2 separate regions of the Homo sapiens genome follow, and region 2 is linked to region 1. A link is a contact called in ENCODE Hi-C or POLR2A ChIA-PET data. All regions are on one chromosome and are shown on one strand. The core of a region is the stretch at or near the end of the contact, and the rest is flanking DNA. Distances in the headings are between cores, read along the strand shown. Region 1 overlaps SEMA4D (semaphorin 4D). Region 2 overlaps SEMA4D (semaphorin 4D).

What was found. A loop is a pair of places that touch in the nucleus more often than their neighbours do. ChIA-PET counts read pairs that join two places held with the same protein, here RNA polymerase II (POLR2A). Pooled maps may share reads with other maps.
Region 2: a loop to region 1 is called in a map of naive thymus-derived CD4-positive, alpha-beta T cell, with 4 times the contacts of the local background. The contact joins two enhancer-like sites. A Hi-C loop is called at or near these places in 8 of 168 maps with a recorded cell type or tissue (CD4-positive, alpha-beta T cell, CD4-positive, alpha-beta memory T cell, CD8-positive, alpha-beta T cell and 4 more), 35 of 37 single-sample maps with no recorded cell type and 17 of 50 pooled maps. POLR2A ChIA-PET finds 5 or more read pairs at or near these places in 23 of 52 experiments (B cell, CD4-positive, alpha-beta T cell, CD4-positive, alpha-beta memory T cell and 16 more).

The regions. Positions count from the first base shown.
Region 1 is chr9:89,420,215-89,424,419 of GRCh38, reverse strand. All of the region lies in intron 2 of SEMA4D (semaphorin 4D), which reads left to right. Among named protein-coding and RNA genes, the nearest start is that of SEMA4D, 76 kb to the left of the region's middle. RefSeq lists an enhancer at 3,681-3,830. Within about 2 kb of position 2,204, at least 6 of the 41 ENCODE cell types and tissues checked have a DNase peak (open chromatin) inside an H3K27ac peak, as active enhancers do; they include CD4-positive, alpha-beta T cell and CD8-positive, alpha-beta T cell, where a contact is called at or near this core.
Region 2 is chr9:89,463,446-89,467,650 of GRCh38, reverse strand. All of the region lies in intron 1 of SEMA4D (semaphorin 4D), which reads left to right. Among named protein-coding and RNA genes, the nearest start is that of SEMA4D, 33 kb to the left of the region's middle. RefSeq lists enhancers at 1-244, 614-1,309, 1,310-2,006, 3,195-3,254 and a silencer at 3,765-3,834. Within about 2 kb of position 2,955, at least 8 of the 41 ENCODE cell types and tissues checked have a DNase peak (open chromatin) inside an H3K27ac peak, as active enhancers do; they include CD4-positive, alpha-beta T cell and CD8-positive, alpha-beta T cell, where a contact is called at or near this core.

The DNA of each region.
Region 1 (4,205 bases), core at 955-3,454:
GGAATAAATCACAGAGTAAACCATCATGGTTTAATGGAGATTGACGTTGATCTAGGAAAACCTATTTGCCCCTGCACTGCTCGTTTCTGTGGGATTCTGATTGGACCTTTCCGCACCTTGGTGTGGGCCGCCATTGTGGGGATAGTGCCATTTTGTTGGTTGTTTGTAACATTGTGTTTAACGTCCATGCCTTACAGTCCTCATTTGTGCAGTCTCATCTCTGGTGGTAGGGCTGTGTCTTACCCTCTCCCAGGGAAGTAGCTGTGGGGAGGAGGAGGTGCTGAGGGAGTAGTGGAGGGAGGGGAGTTGCTGAGGGAGTAGCTGGGGAAGGTGAAGTACTGAGGGAGTAGCTGAGAAAGGGGAGGTGCTGAGGGAGTAGCTGAGGGAGGAGAGGTACTGAGGGAGTAGGGAGGGAGGGGAGGTGCTGAGGAAGTAGCTGAGGGGGTGGAGGTGCTGAGGGAGTGGAGGTGCTGAGGGAGTAGCTGAGGGAAGGGAGGTACTGAGGGAGTAGTGGAGGGAGAGGAGGTGCTGAGGGAATAGCTGAGGGAGGGGAGGTGCTGAGGGAGTGGAGGTGCTGAGGGAGTAGCTGAGGGAGGGGAGGTGCTGAGGGATTAGTGGAGGGAGGGGAGGCACTGAGGGAGTAGCTGAGGGAGGGGAGGTGCTGAGGTAATAGCCGGGGGAGGTGAAGTACTGAGGGAGTAGCAGAGGGAGGGGAGGTGCTAAGGAAGTATCTGAGGGATAGGAAGGGGCAGAGGCCTGTTCTGGGTCACACAGCTGGGATGTGGCAGCATGGGAATCTGAACCAGGCAAGCTGGCCTCACAGCCGGCACTGCAGCTATCACAATATGCTTCCTCCATAGTTGGGGGAGAAACTAAGAAGCAATTAAGGTTTCTAATAGACTTGAAAGAAGCATAAAAAATGTTTGAGCTGGCCGGACACAGTGGCTCATGCCTATAATCCCAGCACTTTGAGAGGCCGAGGTGGACGGATCACCGAGGTTGGGAGTTTGAGACCAGCCTGACCAACATGGAGAAACCCTGTGTGTACGAAAAATACAAAATTAGCCAGGCATGGTGGCACATGCCTGTAATCCCAACTACTTGGGAGGCTGAGGCAGGAGAATCACTTGAACCCGGAAGGTGGAGATTGCAGTGAGCCGAGATCACGCCATTGCACTCCAGCCTGGGCAACAAGAGTGAAACTCCATCTCAATTTAAAAAAAAAAAAAAAAAGTTTGAGCTAGGTGACTTGTATTTTATAGCAAATATAGTATTACTTTGCAAAAATGACTTCAGCTCAACTAACTGAAAGTTTTAGAAGAGAGTCAAATGAAAATAAATCATGGAAGTTATGTGTGATTATTTCCCAGTTAAAGGAAGCAAACCTGTCAGCCTGATCAGTAGAAGCCCTGAGCCTCTGTTTAAGAAAGGCAAGAGAAGAACACATTGCTGACACATTGCTGACAGTCTCTAAAATGGTTATACAGGTTGTAACGACTACTAAAGATCCCAGCACTTGTGTCTTCTGTACTAACTTTATTAAGAGATTTCATCAAAATGGAGATTTTCAAGAACAGCAGACAGACATGATGGAACCATGGAATCTCCCCCGTGCCCATCTCCCAGTGCCCTCTGTGTGGTGCCTAGACCTCTGTAACATCACTGTGAACATTCCAGACAGAAAAGATTCTTGGCCGGGTACTGCTGGTGGTTAAAGAAAAATGAATTGTAAGTGGAGAGTTGGAAAGGATCGGAATGTCCCACATTATGATATTTAATTATGGAATATTGCACAGCCGTGACAGGCTGCTGAGGGCACCACGTAATAAACGGCACGGGGATGCGCACGCATGGTGCTCGGGGCAGGGACACACAGGACCTGGACGTGACCCACGCGGGCCCTCTTCCTCTACCAGCCTGTAGGCTCCAGCCTCTCTCTTGGACTTCAGGTCTCCTCTTGCATGGCTCCCAGCCTGCCTGTCCCACTTCCCATGTTACAGAGCCAGCAGGGCCCCCCAACCGTCCTGTGCGGTTGCTGTGGCCTGCCCTCCCCAAGCCAGAAAGCAGGGGCTGGGGGTCTACAGTCTATATCTGACTCTCACCTTCACCCCACACCCTCCAGTAGTGACTGTTGAGTGAATGAGTCAGAGTTTCTTAGAATGAGGAATTCACCAAAATGCCAGAAAGACCAGAACTGTATGTCATGTCTGTCTGCTGTTCTTAAAAATTTCCATTTTGATGAAATCTTCCTCTTAGTAAAGTTAGTACAGGAGACACCCGAGCTGGGATCTTACTTTAACCAGCGTTATAACCTGTGTAACCTTTTTAGAGATCGTCAGCAATGTGTTCTCTTGCCTTTCTTGAATTTTTCAAATTTTCTACAATTACTGTATTTTACTTTTGATATCAGATTTAAAATATTTTAGTTAGAAAACCACATGATTAAGGAAGGAATTCGAATAGTTCTAAAGAATCAAAATCATGAAAAATGAAGCACACTCCTTTTGCAGATCAAATTCTCTCTATAGGCATTGCTGCCAGCAGGTTCTTGATTAAATTGTGATCTCTTGAATCATCCTTCTGATGAGCCTGTGTGCACACCCACACACACACACACACGCACACACACGGTCACACACCATGTGCCTGCACAGACGGAAACATACTACTCACATTTTTGGGAACCTTACTTTTTACTGAACAGCGCCCTTTCATACAATTGCAGCTTTATTCTTTTTAACAGTTGCATAGTATTCCATCCTCTGGAATGTGCAATAATTTGTATAGAAAACGTTCTATGCTGTATCTGTGTGTACCCATGCACATAGACGCACACACACTGGTGGACTTCTGGGTGTCTTTGGAGTTTACCTATTGAATAGCCTCGTTCCAGTCATATTGCACACATGGGGTATATCCATACTGAATTCTTGGTAGAGGACTGTTGGATCAGAGATTCTGGATGTAGCTTCTTGGCAGGTGTTGCCCAGCAGGGTGCGGAAACATGTCCTCCGGGCCCTGTCTGTGTACTTTGTAGCCAGCCTTTCTCATGGGTGCCCTGCTCAGCAGAGTGTAATGGTATTGTGTTGTAATATGCATGCCTACCCCATCGAGGTGTGTGCTGCAGTGCCAATTTCAGCAGAAGGTCCCCCATTGCTCTCTGCCTCCGGAACTTCCTTACCTGCTTCTGGGCCAGGATGAGGAGATTGAGCAGAAGGGGCTCACGGCCCTCTCCCCGTCCACAGCCACAGCAGTGCTGCCTGTCACAGTGTTCCTAAGCCCTGCTTCCAGGAGTCTATGTGGACCTGGGGAAGCCCCGATCCCCCGTGTGTGCAGGAGGAGGCTGGTGGAGCCCACAGTCCCTGGCAGTAGGGGTTGTTAGATGTGCTAATAGCTGCACCCTGCTTGTTATATCTCTCTGAGTCTTCTTAGCTAGGCAGATATAACTGGCTTCATTTCACAAGTGGTAAGAATGATAGTTAATGCCTCCCAGTGCTTAAACAGCATCGGGCACCTAGGAAAGCACTAGGAAGCATTAACTGATTAGTCATGGATCCTCATAACCAAATGAGACAGGCAGTATTAGTATGCCCACTTTTTGGATAAGGAAACAGAGGCCCAGAGAGGCTCAGTAACTTCCCTCAGGAACACACAACTTGGAGAAGCCAGGACTGGAACCCAGGTTCCTCTGATTGCAGAGCCCCTTGCTCTTGCTTCATCCCACTTGTCTTCTCTGTGTGCTGAAGAACACCAGGTCCCTGCTTAGGGAGTACGCCCAGAAGGCGAGGTCATGTCTGCAGGATGGAGGCCAGATGAAGGCGCTGCCAGTGGCTCTGTCCTTCTGCCATCAGCGACCACTAAATACCTGTTCGCAAGGCCTGGGCGTTGGAGCCCCACACTCTCCTGCACTAGAGGGGGTGCACCAGGAGAGGATGTGAAGGCCATGAGAGGGAAATGCTTCTCTCTCCTAATTAATTTCATTGCTTTTTGATGAACAGGCCATTGGATTCTTTTTACCTGTGCTGTCAGGAGTTGGGAGATATGAGTTAAAACAGCATGATGAGTAATTACATGAGAAGTGTGGGTTTGCATTTTTAAGCCAGGTAACTCATAACTGTGGGGTTGCACGCTGAGAAAGAAGAAACAAACCGTGTATGTGTAGGGTGAAGGCAACGCGGGGTTGGGGCCTGGGCAATTCACTAAGA
Region 2 (4,205 bases), core at 1,706-4,205, 42 kb before region 1:
CTGAGGCAGGAGAATCTCTTGAACCTGAGAGGCAGAGGTTGCAGTAAGCTGAGATTGTACCACTGCACTCCAGCCTGGGCAACAGAGTGAGATTCTGTCTCAAAAAAAAAAAAAAAAAATCATGCGCTCCCAGGTGTGGTTCCCCCTCCCCCACTCCCCCGGATTAAACAAATAACACATTTCCTGTAAGAAGTTCAGGTAACTCAAAGGAGGAGAATGAAATCAACTCCTCCACCATGTATGTCCTTATGTAACTGATGGCCCTAGTCTCCTTTGGGGCTGAATTGTAGGAACCGGATGGCTGTGAACTCAAAGGATGCTGTGGTATAGGGACCTCGGAGGGAGCATCAGATGTGTGTGTTTTCACAAGGTCATCCAGGTTCTACGGTGTAAGGAGCCGGGAAGCTGGGGATGTGAGGACGTGAGGAGAAAGGGTGGGCACGTGCTCATACAAGTGCAAGGGCCGTGTACCCATGTCCTTGTGTGGCCACCAGGAAGGAGGCAGGCATGATACACGAGCTGGGACAGGAGTGCCCACATCTAGTCATGGAAACTTTTCAGCCTGAACAACAAGGGGGACAACCCCCGTTAACTTCACACATGGGGCTGTGAATGCTGCAGATGAATAATTCAGTTTCTTTCTGGGAGGTTGGTGACATTTTCGTTTCTGCTCTGGTTGCTTGTAAAAGAGTAACAGGGCCCTTTTTGGGCCTTGCATTCTGGAGCTGGTGGCTCAGAAACTTCTAGTTATAGAGTAACAAGACCACTGTGGGGAGGGAGCAGCATCCTTGAAGGAGGCTCCGATAATGACATCAGGCTCGTATTGGTCATCGTCATGTGCACTCCGAGGTGAATGCTTGTGACCTGGTAGCCGCCTCCCTGCTGCACACAAGGACAACTCACTGGAAACACAGTCCATGTAGGCTGCAGACCATGTTTCCATGTGCTGGGTTTGGGTAATAATTACTGTGTACTAATTGCAGTGGAAAAGTGGAGTTGGCTGTGCCTTGAGAGTGTGCACATGCAGGTGAGTGATGCTTCTGGAGCATGACCTTGTGCACACGGGGGCTGTGTGCTCCCTCGATGATGCACTGCGTATGGTCTAGACAGAAAGGTCACTCACAGAGGTCATGGGCAGCCCTCGGTACATATGGAGAGCAGTCAAGCATGTGTTCACCTGGCCTGTGAGTGTTAGCGTGTCCCAGGTGTTGTAGGTGTGGATGCCTGGGGAAAGCCGGAAGGGAAAGGCCCCAGGCAGCCCTCTGTCTAAGGTTGTGGATTCTTAGAGGTGTTCGAGGAGCCCAGAAAGAATTCCAGATTGGCAGAAAGAAAAGGCGTTTCTGAAAATGAGTCTGCATCACTACGTGGGAACTCAGAGCGGAGTGATCACCCTATTTTTTGTACAAGTCAGGGGAAATTATGTTTGTGTGTGTCATTGAGCATTTCGTGTGCCTGATCCCTTGGTGTGTGCCCCAGGAGCTGCGGCACTGTGCTACGGAAGCCCCTAGCCAGGCCAGGGCTGCAAACTGCCTGGCGTGCACCCTGTGTGGTCCTGCCCCTTCATGGTGCCTTGGACACCTCGGCTTCTCACTGTGTCACATGGTGGACCATCTCCTCAAGCCCCAGTGCTCCAGTGAGCCCACCTTCCCCCCTGCCTCCAAGAAATGCAGGAGTCACTCCTGACACCATCTCTAGACACACCTTATTCTGCAGCATCACCTTCCCATCGGCTAAAGCTGGTTTCCTCCTAAACCTGTGGACTCCATCTTCTCCTCATTCCACCTTGGACTTGGGCATAGGCAGCCTTTGAATGGAGCACTGGGGCCACCCAGGGCTCACCTGTCTTTGTACAGCTCTGTAAGTCATAGATATCCGAAGGCAATGCAAATAATCCTTGTCCCTAGACGTGCAAATGGGTTCAGCCTCCTGGAGAGACAATTGACTCCCCATGGAAAAGGCTGGTATTGTGTCCGTTGGAAATTCATGTCAATATTCTTTTACTCTGTATTATTTTTTTCTTGAGGTGAAATTCACATAACATAAAGTTAATCATATTAAAGTGAATAGTTCCATGGCAGTTAGTACATTTGCAATGTTGTGCAACCTCTAGCTCCAAGACATTTCCAGCACCCCAAAAGGAAGCCCCCTAATTATCAATCCATCATGGCCCAATCCATCCCCATTCCCCCAGCCAACTCCATGTCTTTTTGTGATTCTTTGACTTCCCCTCTGAAGGGATTGTGACACCTCCTTGGTTCTCTTGTGAGTGATGATTTAATAATGTTTTTAATGCATGGTCATTTTTTTTAAGTGACCCGTTAGCAGCCATCACCCCTGGGCTGAGTGGCCAGCAATCTCACCGGATGGATGGTGCTGGTTTCCTGGGGACTTAGGCCCCTCTTGTCTGTTCTCCGCGGGATGCACCGGACTAAGGGCTCTTTTTAAAGTGAGAATCTGGTCATGGAGGGCAAGGAGGAACATTCTGTGGGCGGATCTTCCCAGTCTTGTCTGTGGGTCTGAGCCAGCGTGAGAGGCTCTTGGGTGATATGTGGAAATGTGCCCCCTTCCTGGGCTGGTCCTCTTTGCCCCTGACAGGTTGGTCAGTGAGTATTGGTTAATTATTGTGTGCTCAGTGCTTTGTAAAGCATGCGAGATGTTTATAGCTATAGAGAGGACATGGTGTCAAAAACAGAGATGCATCCAAATAAAGCAAGCAAGCTAATATAATTTAGAGCCAGCATATGCTTGCATTAGAGATGTCACTGTGGGCTGAGCAGAGAGCAGGACCCTCGCCCTGGGGGTGCTCTCCGCACCCTCCCCCCACACCCCGTGGTAACTCAGGCTTATCCAGCCCTCTCCAGGAGGCGGGGGACCCCTGCAACCCTGCCCATTTCCTAATGGACCCAAAGAATGAGGATGTGGTTTTTGTCTAGCACTCACCTCTCTGATGGTTGACCTCTGTGACTGCCTGAGTTGCTGTCAGTTTCCCCTGGGGGTGCTTCACTCTGGGGAGACCAGTGGGTTTTGAACCCTGTCCTCAGTGTCCCTGTCCTCTTCTTTGTTCCCATGATCTTGCAGGGAGAGGACCTGTTGCTGCCCTTCCTAGCTGGGGTGTTGCACCCCACATCTGAGGGGTCTCTCCTTATTGATGAACTCCTGTCTTTTCCTGTCCAGATCCTGGGCATTGGGGAGGTGGCCAGAGGCAGCCTGGCTGCGCCCTGCTGCTGGACTTGTAATGTGTTGCCCCCCACCCCCAACTGTGGCTGCCTTGCCCCTGAGGTCCTCAGCCCCACCCCAGCTGTTTATAATCATCCGAAACCCAGGTCGGAAGGCAGGATTTCCAGCCATTCCTTTTTTCTCACAGGTAGCATCTTGGTGAAATAATTCAATTTACAATTAAGTATTTTTGTTTTACATCTTCAACATGATTAGAACAAAGTGTCCTTGGTCCCTGAGAGCGTAGTGCATCTGAGAGAAGAGAGGAAGAAACAGGCTCACAGTGCGGTTTTGTGGCAGTTTTCTTGGGGGTGGGGGAAGGTGAGTCACACTCTCCATTTTTGACTGGTGTTCTGATTCTGAAATTTAAGAAAAGCACATAGAACCCCAAAAGCACGTGTCTAAGGTGGAAAGTGGAGAAAGTGCCCCCATGACTGCAAGGGTTGAAGTTAAGCCTTTGGCTCTAGTTGGCACGATTTGGTTCTTTTTTTTTTTTTGTCTGAGACGGAGTCTTGCTCTGTCACCCAGGCTGGAGTGCAGTGGTGCAATCTCGGCTCACCGCAACCTCCACCTCCTGGGTTCAAGCAAGCCTCCTGCCTCAGCCTCCCAAGTAGCTGGGATTACAGGTGCCCGCCGCCACACCCTGCTAATTTTTATATTTTTAGTAGAGATGGGGTTTCACCATGTTGGCCAGGCTGATCTTGAACTCCTGACCTCGTGATATGCCCGCCTCAGCCTCCCAAAGTGCTGGGATTACAGGCGTGAGCCACCATGCCCGGCCCACCATTTGGTTCTTTAAACACAACATAGAGACCTTGTGTTGTGAATACACTTTGGAGACTGGTTGACGCTAATTAGTTTTGTACCTCCCCACCTCTGCTGCGAAAATGAAAAAGCAGCAGCGAAAAAGGGCTGGTCATGACCTGGATGAGAAAGAGCAAGTCTGGGACTTGATCATGAAAAGCCCCCAAGTAGCCCTGCTGAACAGA